Linked DNA regions of Homo sapiens: region 1 is linked to region 2. The links are chromatin contacts, found by POLR2A ChIA-PET in ENCODE. All regions are on one chromosome and are shown on one strand. The core of a region is the stretch at or near the end of the contact, and the rest is flanking DNA. Distances in the headings are between cores, read along the strand shown. Region 1 overlaps INPP4B (inositol polyphosphate-4-phosphatase type II B). Region 2 overlaps INPP4B (inositol polyphosphate-4-phosphatase type II B).

Region 1 (6,431 bases), core at 3,679-6,178, 100 kb before region 2:
GTTCATTCAATTTTGAGAAACTTCTGTAGTTCACCTGTGTAGTCAACCTACCCAAGTGTCTATTTGATAGATGTCTAGAAGGGTTTATCACCTACAGTACCAGATTTTCAGGCTCTCCATAGTCGACTGTGTCCTCTGCACATCAAGGTAGAGGTACTAACTCCTTACTCCTGAGCTTGATTATAAGCAATGGTTCAGGAAGGTATCTAGTAGAAGAAATGGTCTTTCAAACTAGTGTTTAACAAAAAATTCTACAATTTCATATATATTAATATGTATTTGGTGAAATAGAAACAAGCCCAAACTGTTACCAAGACAAATCCCTTTTTCTTTCCATGAAACCTTTTTTTTTTTTTTGGCTGCTCGGTGCTGCTTGTTATTATTTTTCATTTTCAGCATGTATCTGATGATCATGCCAGCCTGATTGCACCAGTTAGAGTGTGGCTGCCCTTGACCTGATTGGATCCATGTGGCATTCCTTTAAGGAGCCTTAGAGTTGACCTTCCTCATTCTCCTGGCTATAATACATCATTTCCACCCTCTGTTTTGGGGCATCTCCTACTGTGGAGAGGCTGGCAGGAGGGAGTACCTACTAACCAGTATGGAGACCAAATGGGTGGGATATCCTCTCCTCTTTGGAACAGTCAGTGGTAATTATGACATACCTTGTTTACCACCTGCACTTTTCTGAAACTTTCAAGTAGAGGCTGCTCCAGGAGTGGCAAGCAGACCAGTTTGCTCTTGCCATATAAACTTTTCTGTGATTCCTACTTTCTTGGGGCTCCATTCCTCCCACCAGTTCCCCAAGACTGGCCTTCTAGCCTTTCATTAATGCTGTTATCTTTCCAATAAATTTTCTTATGGATTAAGGTAGCCAGAGCCTGTTTCTTTTGTTTTTGATCTATAGCCCTGACTGATACATGATCTTAACCATAATGTGTTCTGAGATAATAAATGTTTAAATCATCTGGGTATCAATATTTTATAATATTTTAGGTATAATATTATCTAATAATCCTTGGCCCAGATAGTTTTTATACTGAAAGCTGGTATAAAAATATAAATTCATTTCACTGATGCACAAACACAAAACCACACATAATTTCACAGAAAGGTCATGTGACCTACTTCTAAGAAAAGATTATAATCTGAGATAGGAAAATGCACCTGCTGCAAAAAATAAAAAAAAAATTTCATGCAAATAAGACAGGGCAAAAATGAGTTAAAAATTGGGCAAGTGTACAATGACTAGCTGTTTTCTTAAATAAGATTGCTCTTTTCTTTCCCAAAAGATGGAATGAAGGGGTTAATAGAATTTAGAACAGATACTTTGAAGAAAAGAAGTAATTCTCTATCCTACGATGGAAATAAGTACAATTCTATAGGAATCTGATTGACTGGTTTCATCTTCAATTCCTATAGATTGAGTTGAAGGAATACAAGATACAGCACAAAAAAGAATTATAAAAACCATATTCAACTCAGTACTGTGAATTTATGGAAAAGAGAAGCCATAAAATGTGTCCAACTAGTGCTCTCATTATTTAAGTTAAATTTGGTGCCTTCATTGTAAATAATAAAAAGTTTATTATTACCCATATCCATGTATTGTTCAAATTCCTCATTTATTGTGACACTAGGTTTTTTTTCTCCCTGTTGCGGTTTTAGAAGATACTACTTGGCATCATCAGACTTTTGATAAAGTGATGAGTCCCAAAGCTTGATTGGAATGGTTTCAAGAAAGGATTGGAGAAGAAAATTTGAAAACCATGAGTATAGGCAAATCTAGTAAGATGCTTTACTATACAGGGAGAGAGAGAAAGAGGGTGGTTGCTGAATAAAATTTTTTTGTTTTGTTCTTTTAAGATGGGAGAAGTAATAGATTGTTTGTATGCTGATGAAAAAGAACTGGTGGAGAGGGGAAAACTGTAGAAAAAAAATGCTAAAATGATGCCCTTGAGTAGGCAAGAGGAGTTGAGATTTAGTATAAATTGGAGTTAGTTTTAGACAAATGCATATAGAGTTGACTCACAATGATGGAGAAGAGGCAAGATATACAAGTGCAGATGAGGTTGTTAAAAGGGTCTAGATATTGCATACCTTTTGATGGGAGCTTGCATATCTTCCAGTTGCTTATATTTTCTTACTGAAATAGGAAGCACAGTGTCAGAGAGACATAAAGATGGAGGGGGTGTCAGATGTTTAATAGGAGACAAAAGTATTTAATAGAATTTGAGGTATATGCATGAGTGAATGGATCAGGGATGTATAATATATTTGCCATTGAAGATAAAGATCATGGATATAAAGCAACGCTGGCCAGTATGGTTATGGGATTTTCTCCAGACACATTCAACCACACAGGTAAAAGGACAGAGTAGGTGGAGCTCTGTGATTTACCAAGCTCTGTGATTACCAAGCTCATGATTTTCCCAAGTGAGCATAATGAAGCACAAGAGAGTCATGGTAGTTTGAGGTATAAAGATATGGCTGAATGCAATAAACAACCATGACATTTAAGCTGGATAAGAATGGAAATGAGGACATGAGGAGGGAAGGTATATTGAAAAGGTGGTTGTACAATGGATTGTAGATGTCAGGGGCCAAGCTGAGCTGGAGAGAGCTGTGCTGTGCTACCATGCTTCAGAATAGCTGATTATGACAATAAACCACAATGAAATAGTGCTCTAACATTTAATCACTCACTGTGATAGTATAAGCAAGAAGCTAAACCAGAGAAAGTTCTGACCACTGTCTCTACCACTTCCCACTTCCACCCCACCCATGCACCACCTCTGTCCATTTTACCCGTGAAACAGTACTGGATATCTGAGGGTCAAGTGAATCAATACATGTGGGGAATTGCTTTACTGCTGAGGGAGTCTTGAACAAAAGTCTCCTTTAGTTTTATATACTAGGGGCCCAGGGAAAAGGGTGAAAAGGAAGGGGTAGGAGTAAAAAATTATTGAGCTAGAGTGGAGAAAAGTGTCTTCAAGGTTCCCCTTCAGCTCCTCCAAATGATAAGTTCTTAGCAGAGGTTCCTGAAGGCCTTCTTGCTGAGCTAAGAACACGGATATGCATAAGAGCATGGCCAGCCCTGGGGGCTTGAGTCTGTGACTGCAACTCCTTTCAGCAATGCACTAGCTGCACACCAAGTCTGGTATGAGGAAGGTAGTTCAGGTCTGCCAGGAAAAGTCTTTGTAACTGCCTGGGGTTAGGCCTGAAAGATCACAGTAGGTTTTTAGCCAAAACCCAGATTCCTCAGTAGACCCTGATGCAGCTTAAAGATTGTTGGACACAGAATGGGAGTTAGAAAAATTAGGAAATGAGATGCTTGTGATTGAGATCTGCAGAAAGTCCAGATATTGGTAGTGACAAGATCTAGGGTCTGGTAATGAAAATGAATAGTCCTAATAAAGTGGAGACAATCATTTAAGACAAAAGGCAAGATCATATCTGTGGATATTGAAATCTCAAATAGTTATGACAAGAATAACACTGGAAGGAGAAATGGTGACCTACCCTTTCAGTGCTAAGATTTAAAAATTAATCTCGTATGTCTTTTTTTCTATGAGAAATAATTTATGAAAACTCTATTGATTTCAAATCAATAAAAATGATGGATTTGTTTCAGAAAAAAATTGTTTATAACTTGTAAGATCTGTAACTTAATTGTTTTCTCTTACTGGTAAGGGCATGTTCATGCTAACAGTAGCCCTATAGCTGTGGTTACTTATCTTAATTACAGCCAAGATTTATTTCAGCTTGAGTGTTTTATAAGCAGATTAGAATTTTAAAATTTTCACAGCCAGTCTTCTTGCATTATACTCTTTTTAAATTCAAGCATGTTTCATATTATAAGAAGCTAACCTTAAATTATAGCCCTTGTTTTGTTAAATATTCAGTATTCTAGGAATTTGAAATTCTCAAATGTAGTCTTTAAAACTCTGAGTTTATCTGATAAGGATTTTATTATTATTGTTATTTACATATGAATACAGGAACAAAATGTGATTTAAGTAAGTCATGGCCTAGAAAGGGATTTGTAATGTCTTGGCCCTATTTAAGAACTTTTACCCATGCCTCATGTTCTAGGATTTCTACTTGATCCAGCTTGGAAATCTGAATAACTCATGATATTGGGAAATTTCCATGGCTGCATTTTCTTCAGTTCCTTGCTTGTAGCTCACCTTTGTCTCCTGTTTTTCTTGTAGGTTTCCAGTATATGCTTTGGCCATATAAAGTAATAAAGCAAATAAGTTCCTATCGTTTAATCATATAGAAAAGCCCAGCAAGAATCCATTGTCCAAATCTTGTTTGATTAAGATTGATTGACAGTTTTATGTAATTGGATGACATTTTTAAGAGAAAATCAACAGAACATTATCACATGGTTAAAGCCTACTGCCAGAAACAATAAACTTGGCTTACCTATTTCGTTAGAGTATTATTTTGATTTATTCACTCATGTATATAATTCACTTTCACAGTTGATCCCAGACTCTGTTTTTATGAATGGCAACTCAGAGAATTTAGGTAGCTTTTCTGGGAGCAAGGTTGATGGCATTGGTGTGGGTTGGGGAAAGCCTAACAGTATTAAAAGGGAGAATGATATAGAGGTTGTTCATCCCATGTTCAGTTACCGATGTGTTTTCACCAAAACCATATAATTTAAATGTCTCCTTTTCCTGGAAAATATGAAGCATTGTACAACAGGTAATTTTAATAACAATGTAACTTAGGCTGCTTATGATTGACATCAACATCACATGTATATAATATGATTGTAAGAATTTTTAAAAATGCATCATTGGGATAATAAACTGTAACTGACATCCTTTTAAACTAAAAGCAGGTGAAAGCTTGCCAGTGTTCCACTCTCTCTGACTTACCATTCTAAGAATAAACACATACAGTGGAGTGTGCGGGGCTGCACACTGTGGTTTTATCTACTTCCTTGCTAGAGGAAAGCACTGTTATAAAAACAAGTAAAACATGCAAAGGGAAGTAATTTAATAAGTAATTTTACAATAAAAGAATGGAACTATAAACCTGCTTTTCTTGGACAGCCTTGGTGTTATCCAATTTGCCCTCTTACTGAGCCTCTCTACTGGCTGGCTGTAAAGGACATGGTGAATTAGGATCAGAAGTCGATGGCTGTGTAGTGCCTGGTTTTGAAATGTTTGGAGAACAACATAAGTAGTAGCTGATGGCAAGGCAGAGGGACGCAGGGTTGAGTGGGCACTGCAGATGCCAGGATGACCCAGTTTAAGTGGGTGTAAGCAGTGAAGTAAGCAACAAAGTTGGGCAAGCACTGAAGGTGTAGTTTGTGTAGGAGACAGATGTCAGGGCTGGGGTGGGGAAAGGGAGTATCTGTACCACAGAATTACAGCCTGGGTCAGTTAGTGCCTTGCACTGATGTTTGTGTATATTTTGTCCCCTCAGCTAGATTTTATTACTCTTTGGGGGTGGTATCCTTGTTTATAATTGTTCCCTTGAGCTGCTGGGCACAGTTATGGAACAAGGTGGGTTGTTGCATGAGGATCTCTTGGAAAGTTCTCCTGGGGCTTTCTGGCCCCTTGAGGATGGTATAAATGCTAGTAGGACCAGGCACACTCTCTGTCTTATCAGACACATGGAAAAGGGCACAGAGGAAATGATCTGTTTTAGAATCAGAGTGTGCCTTAATCCATCGAATATGCTGGTGTCATTATTTGACTTCCTGGACTGTAAACACTGCCCTTCTAGGCTCCTGGGACCTTTCTAACCTTTCCTCGTCTGATAACTTTGTCAATACTCAACATTTTCTTGCTCAATCCAGGGGCACCTGTCTAATTCTCCTAGTCCCAGCTGGCTCTCCTTGAACTTGATCTGTCATCTGATCCACAGTGTCTAGGTTTTGGATTATCCTGGCCCGCCTTTCCCTTGAGATCCCACATCAAGATAAGAAACACTGCCTTGAGCCTATAGGGGTTGAGGGGAATTTGTAGCCCTCTGGATATCCATCTTAAAATATGCCAAATAAGTATATTTTGGGGTAAAATATTTTTATTTCCTTCAAGCATTATGCCTGACAACTAAGATTTGATTGTAGTAACTTAGTGCTCTGTTGGATAGAGCACTGTCATTGTCTTAATGAGCATTATATAACTGATTTAAATTCTATTGCACAGTTTATTAAATCGTATCTGTTGGGTAGGTTCCTGCCTTTGAGGCATGCTGCTAACAACATGATGGAACATCTTATTTTTCTTTCAACTAGTTATTTTCATCATAAATTTATGCATAGTATTTTAAAAATAAACTGATAATTTTCAGATAATTATATTAGGGAAGTGACAGCTGCATTACATTCTATCCTTTGCTTGAAAAGCACAGTAAGAACTAAGACATTTAGATGTTTTACATAGGAAATAATATTTTTGGCATTA
Region 2 (6,530 bases), core at 3,228-5,727:
TCTGGGTGTCTAGATCTCTTCCTAGATTTGAGAAATTATCTTCTATTATGTTGTTGAATAGTTTTTTGAACCCTTCTCTCTTTGCTTTGGGGGATATCAATAATTCATATATTTTGTCACTTAATAGTTTCTCATATATCATGAGGACTTTGTTCATTCTTTTTATTCTTTTTTATTTTTATTTGACTGGGTTACTTCAAAAAAACATGTCTTTAGGTTTTGAAATTCTTTCTTCTGCTTGGTCTAGTCTATCATTGAGTGTACCTTGTATTTCATTAAAGGAATTCTTCAGCTCCAGAATTCTATTTGGTTCTTTTTAAGATATATATCTCTGGTAAATTTCTCACTCGTAGTATAAATTGTTTTTTTCTGATTTCTTTGTATTATTTTTCACAATTTTTTATCTTACTGAGATTTTTTTGTATGATAAGTTTGAATTCTTTTTCTGAGATTTTGCAATTTTTCTTTTATTAGGATCTGTTGCTAAGAAATTCTTATATTCCTTTGGAGGTGTTATTATTTTCTTGCTTTTTAATGCTTCCTGTGTCTTTATGTTGCTGTCTGTGCTTCTGGTGTAACAGTGGCTTCTTCTAGATTTTCGACTTTACTTATATAGAGGAAGACTTTTTCCTGAAGTTCTAAAAATTGTGTTGTTTGGGTAGGGTTCTTTGGCTTTGATTTTGGCTGTGTGCCATAGCATATTCTCTGTATGATTTTTTGTGGCTGTAAATAGCATCAGTAGTATCTGTGATTTCCTCAGTAGTTTAGGGTACAGTTATTAATGAAGGCTATGGTGAATCTTTGCTGAAGACAAAGATGCCAACTAGGACAGTCTTTGGGCCCCAATTGGTGGCAGCAGTGGGCTAATATTGGATGGCTTATGTTGGCACTGGTGTTAGCAGACAGTCAGACTGATGCTGAGCTTACCTGGATTTCAGTAGTGGCAGCAGTGGGTTGGGTGGCTAAGAGGGTACTCAGGAACCTGGGAACCATTGTGGTGTAGGTGATGGAAGTAGCTGTGGCAAGATGATCAACTGGGTCCCAAGACATACTTACTGGTATTGGCAGTGGCTGTGGTATGGCGTCACTACTGACAGCCCCAGACACACAATTATCAGGCTCTCTCACTCTCTGTGGCAGCAATATCACAACACTATACAAAGTAGGGGATGGATCCCACCTTTCACATGCAAGCCTGAGCATGGAGGCCATGCAACCAGCAAGGGTGCACTTGGCACTCCCAGCCCCAAACAGGCAGCCCTCTGATTCACCTACCTCAGCCTCTAGCAGCAGCGGTAGTGGTAGGCCTGCAGTGCTGTGTGGAGGGGCAGAAGGGGTTCTGCTCTCTGTGCATGAGTCTGAGCACAGAGGCAGCTCACAGTGGGAGGGGCTCTCATTCTCTGCTTACAAGGCCAAGCACAAAAGTTGTGCTGCTGCTGAGGTTGGGGTTGCTTGTCTCAGCCCCAAAGGGAGCTCCTGGGCTCTAGAAACATGTGCTTTGGTTTCCTTTGCCCTAGGGGCTGCAATTTTGGGCATTTACACTGTCATTTCCATGAGGAATAGTACTTCCTGTGGGCTGGAGTACTGGGGGCTCTCCAGCATCCTTGGGTCTAGCCAGTGCTGTGCCACTGTAGTCCTTTGGTGGGAATGGGAAATGTCAATGGGGACTTACAGGATGTGGATATATGGGGGATGTTCCCAGGCTGGATTCTGTCCTGTGATGGCTATTTTCTCAAAATGGTGCCCAGTTGCAGCTGCTTAAGTCTCAGAGGTGAGGAAGTGAATGACCTAGTGTGAGTTCCCTGTCTGGTATAATGCCCTTGTGGTGTCTCTGAATCATCATCCACAGTAGTGTCAGGGGTTTATGTGAGTAAAAGAACTCTGCTTGGTTGGGATTGCAGCAGGCTGCAGTGGGGATGTGGACCACTGAAGTTCTCTCACTTACCCTTTCCCTGTAATACCAAGCCCCTGGGGGCTCCTGGCCAATATCAACTGAGCTGGCTGCATGCTTCCCTCTCCTTCTGTGCCTCTAGTGGTCCCCATGAGTTCTCTGTTGGACTCTAGTGTCCTCTCCTAGGTGTTCTATTCATGGTATGATTATTCATAATTTTGGTTTTTCTTTCTGGGGAGGACAGGTGTGCAATGTTTCTAGTTAGCCATCTTGAACTAGAATTGCTTCACTTTTCTTGATGCAGGAAGACTGTCTTCATTTTTTTGTTTGTTTTGTTTTGTTTTTTATACTAGAATAGTGACAATTCTACAATAAATTTTCTGTGGAGTTGGGAACGTTTTGTTTTCAAACTGTAAATTTTTGTTTATAAAAGGGAATTAGCTCCCAGCTTGGAGGTATTTTAGTTGCTGTTGCCTATTATAGATCTTGTTGTTTCAGAAAAAGACACAGTAGTCTTAAAGATAAATAGATATTCTATCACAGTGTATATAAACTGTTAATGAGTTACCACAGATTCTTAAATGACTTATGATAGTCATTAAGCTTCTCCAAATAGAAAGGAGCTTACAGATTCATGGATTTATATGCAGCATGTCTGATTTTGAAACCTGCTGACAACCACCTTCCAGAATTTAATCCTACCTAAGAGGGGATTTTCTAGTTTAGGATAAAGAAGAGTTCTGAGTGATTCAAGGAGTCATTCAAGTGAAAAATCACCTAGTAGGCTTCACTCATCTAAGGCCTACTTACCTCATTATTTATCTCAATTATTATTTTTCTGACATTATCTGAAAAGCATAGACAATTTATTATGAAATGTTTAAGAACACCTAATCCCTACCCCCAGTAACTGGTGTCACCGTTGATCCACATAGTTAAGATAGTTCTGTTAGTTCATTGTTGTCCATGTGTGGAAACATGAAATCTGCAGATCTTAAAGACTCTTTGAAGAAATCAGAACCTTCTTCATTTGAACATTAAGACAGAATAATAATAAACAGGAACTCCTACAAGTTCCGGGGGTAAGATAGTCCTTGAATTGCAGTCCTGGTCCTGACAGTTACTATTTGGGAAAATCTGGGCAAGGAATTTATTTTCTCCAATGTCACTTATATCTCTGTGTTTTGAGAGTTGGATAAGATTATGTAAATCCTCTAGTCCAATACTTAGTCCATCATAATTGTAGCTTTTACTACATAACAGTGGCTGTGGAGCCTAGGCAGGAAAAGATGTTGCTCGTTTGAGGGTAACTGAGATGACAGTAACTTTGGAGGTCAAAACAAAAAGCAGAAAATAAAACACTTCAATCTGCGTATTGTGAAGCCTGCAGGGATATGAGCATGGTCCCTGACTTGTTACAAACTAAGCCTTCTACTTTATTGATTTCCACAAAGAACTGGCCAGGGCAAGCATGCTGCTTTAGCTGATAGCAGAGAGGCCATGTGCTAAGGATTGTGGTGGTTTTAAAACCTGCACAGTCTTTAAAACTTGGTATTTTAGATGAATCCCAAATGGCTTTATTGTTGTTATTAAACTACAAGTATAAATGGGAAGTTCTCTTTCTTACCTTTTTTCTCCATTTGCAATTTTAAACATTGTTTATCGCTTATTATATAACAAATTGACCAAAACATACTGGCTTAAAACAAAATGTGAGTCACTTTTCTCACAGGTTTGTGGGTTTTTTGGATGGCTCTTCTGCTGGCCTTACCTGGGCCCAGTCACTCAGCTGGTGGTCAGCTAGGGCTGATCTTTGCTAGGACAAATTGGCCCAGCTACTGAAGGCTTCATTCTGAGCTTCTTCATATGTCATTGGTCTCAGGGCAGCATTTTAAGAGGATAAAGGAGGAAGCTGCAAAGTGCCTGGAGGCCTAGGTCCCAAACATCACATAATATCACTTCCTCCACATGTTTCTGGCCAAGGCAAGTCACAAGACCAGTCCAGATTCAAGGGAAGAATATAGATTTTATCTTTAATGGACTAAGTGGAAGAATCATATGACAAGCAGACATGGGAATAATTATTGTGGTCTTTTTTTATTAAAAAAAAGAAATTTGGCTGGGCGGTGTCGCTCATGCCTATAATCCCAGCACTTTGGGAAGCCGAGGCAGGCATTTGAAGCCAGGAGATTGAGACCAGCCTGGGGCAATATGGTGGAACCTTGTCTCTACTAAAAATACAACAATTAGCTGGGCATGGTGGTGTGTGGCTGTAATCCCAGCTACTCAGGAGGCTGAGGTGGGAGGATGGCTTGAGCCCAGGAGGTGGAGTTGCAGTGAGCCAAGATGGTGCCACTGCACTCCACACAACAAGACTCCATCTCAAAAAATAAAAATAAATAAATAAATAAATACATAGAATCTACCTTGGCTTTTCATAAAGAAGTAGTCAGGTGGATTTATAATAAGGAAAATGATGCTAAGTGACCAAAAATGCAGGGAAAGCTCCTGCTGTGAAGAGCAAAGCAAAATTTGTTCCCTCAAATGACTGCTTAATTACTTGTACCTTGCCAAGTTGATTGTTTACCTTGGCCAGGGTGACTGTATGTCCAGGTTTGTTCAGGGCAGTTCTGTTTGTTTACTTTCCCAAAGTAAAATAAAAAATAGTACTCTCTCTTCTTCTCAAAAAAACCAATTTTTGCTGGATAAACATAAAATAAGTTTTCTGTTCCCATTAAGTATAGTTCAACTGTATACATTTGTACTTTGACATTCCATCATGCTATGATAAAAATAATTTTGACTAGCCTTTGACCTTTATACACTACTGAGGCCATTTTCAAGGACAGGTGTATTCACAGAGGGGAAATTTTAAAAATTCCACCATTCTAGGTCCTCTGTCATTAATATATTAATTGGTAGCTGTAGAATCTTTTAGCAAGAAGGTGGCTGTTGAGCCCAGACTCTCTGTGGGAGCTGCCTAAGGAGTCACTTCATCCAAGGGCAAGATTCAGGAACAAATAGGCAGGGAGAGGAAATACCACTAAGAGAGTAAATGCTCAACATCTACCTCCCTATAACTAAAAATTAGGTAATGTACCAAATTTATGTAATTTCCACTATTACAGAAAACTTACGTAAATAGGCATTTTATGTAAAATACAAAAAAATGCAAAATAATGACAATAACCGAAACAATGGAAAAGTCATTACAGCTAATAGTCAAATAAATAAAAATGAAGCAACTTTGAGATAGTGTTTACTGCATTCATGCTCTGCCTTTCTTTTTTTTTTTTTTTTTTTTTTTGAGACAGAGTCTCACCCTGTCGCCCAGGCTGGAGTGCAGTGACGCGATCTTGGCTCACAGCAACCTCCTCCTCCTGGATTCAAGCAGTTCTCCTGCCTCAACCTCCCGAGTAGCTGGGACTACAGGTGCCCACCACCACACTCGGCTAATTTTTTGTATTTTTGGTAGAGATGGGGTTTCACCATGTTAGCCAGGATGGTCTCGATCTCCTGACCTGGTGATCCAACCGCCTCGGGCTCCCAAAGTGCTGGGATTACAGGTGTGAGCCACCATGCCCGGCCTCATGTTCCCCTTTTATTGTCCTCCAGAATTATAACATCTAAATGTTTGATATAATACATGTAGCTAATCAATGAGAGGCAATAATAAGTGGTCTAGCTCCCCAAAGTCAGGCTGTCTGTATTTAAATCCAGTTTCACACCTTACTAACCATGTAATTTGGAGCAAGCTGCTTTCTCTCTGTGTCTGTTTTCTCATCTGAATAAATGGAATTGACCATAATATCCACCTTACAGAATTTTTGTAAGAAACAAATGAGTTAATAAACACTTGAAAAATATTAGCTATTATTTTATTGCTGTAGGCCTTGGACATTGATGCAAACCTTTTAAAATGTAAAATGGCAATGCATATCAAGCACTATAAAAATGTTCTTTACTTTGCCTCAGTAAACACATTTCTAAAAATTTACCTCAAGAAATAATTCAACAGAAGAATAAAGATCTACACTGGGAAATGTCTGGTGCAATGTTATTTCCTTTTTATGACAAATGCTGTCAATTGTTTCATTTTCCAACATTGTTTACAATGCTTGAGTTAAATGGAATTGTTAATATTTTTATTCTCATGTTACAAATTAGAAAACATGAATTCAGATTCTGGTAAATTTCTAAATGTTCACCAATCATAACTAGTTCAATTTATTATGGCATACCAATAAAATGTATACTATCTAGTTATTAAAAAGAATTAAGAAAATCTGGTTGTAGAGATATGAAAAGATCTAAGATATAATAAGCAATAAAACAAATAGTTCAATACCATTTAAAGTGTGATCCTGTGCGTGTGTGTGTGTGTGTGTGTATTTATGCTGAGAACATTCTGAAATAATATATAAATAACTATGGAGTAGGAAATAGAGTGAAGGGATTCTTTGACTTTTTATTTTATATGCTGCTTATTTTCTTAAATGAACATGGAATAATTCAACGATAATAATAATATTGTTATAAAAGGAGAAAAATAAATTCTATGGAGAAAGAGAGAAAGTGGAAGAATGGAAAGCATGCTGTATTCTAGGTCCCATTATGGCTAAAAGTCCATGGAGTTTTA

Evidence for each region. ChIA-PET counts read pairs that join two places held with the same protein, here RNA polymerase II (POLR2A).
Region 1: POLR2A ChIA-PET joins it to region 2 with 10 read pairs in activated naive CD4-positive, alpha-beta T cell. The contact joins two enhancer-like sites. POLR2A ChIA-PET finds 5 or more read pairs at or near these places in 6 of 52 experiments (CD8-positive, alpha-beta T cell, GM12878, MCF 10A and 3 more).

Annotation. Positions count from the first base shown.
Region 1 is chr4:142,695,433-142,701,863 of GRCh38, reverse strand. All of the region lies in intron 2 of INPP4B (inositol polyphosphate-4-phosphatase type II B), which reads left to right. Among named protein-coding and RNA genes, the nearest start is that of INPP4B, 150 kb to the left of the region's middle. Within about 2 kb of position 4,928, at least 2 of the 41 ENCODE cell types and tissues checked have a DNase peak (open chromatin) inside an H3K27ac peak, as active enhancers do.
Region 2 is chr4:142,593,623-142,600,152 of GRCh38, reverse strand. All of the region lies in intron 2 of INPP4B (inositol polyphosphate-4-phosphatase type II B), which reads left to right. All of the region lies in intron 2 of LOC101927613 (a long non-coding RNA gene), which reads right to left. Among named protein-coding and RNA genes, the nearest start is that of INPP4B, 250 kb to the left of the region's middle. Within about 2 kb of position 4,477, at least 2 of the 41 ENCODE cell types and tissues checked have a DNase peak (open chromatin) inside an H3K27ac peak, as active enhancers do.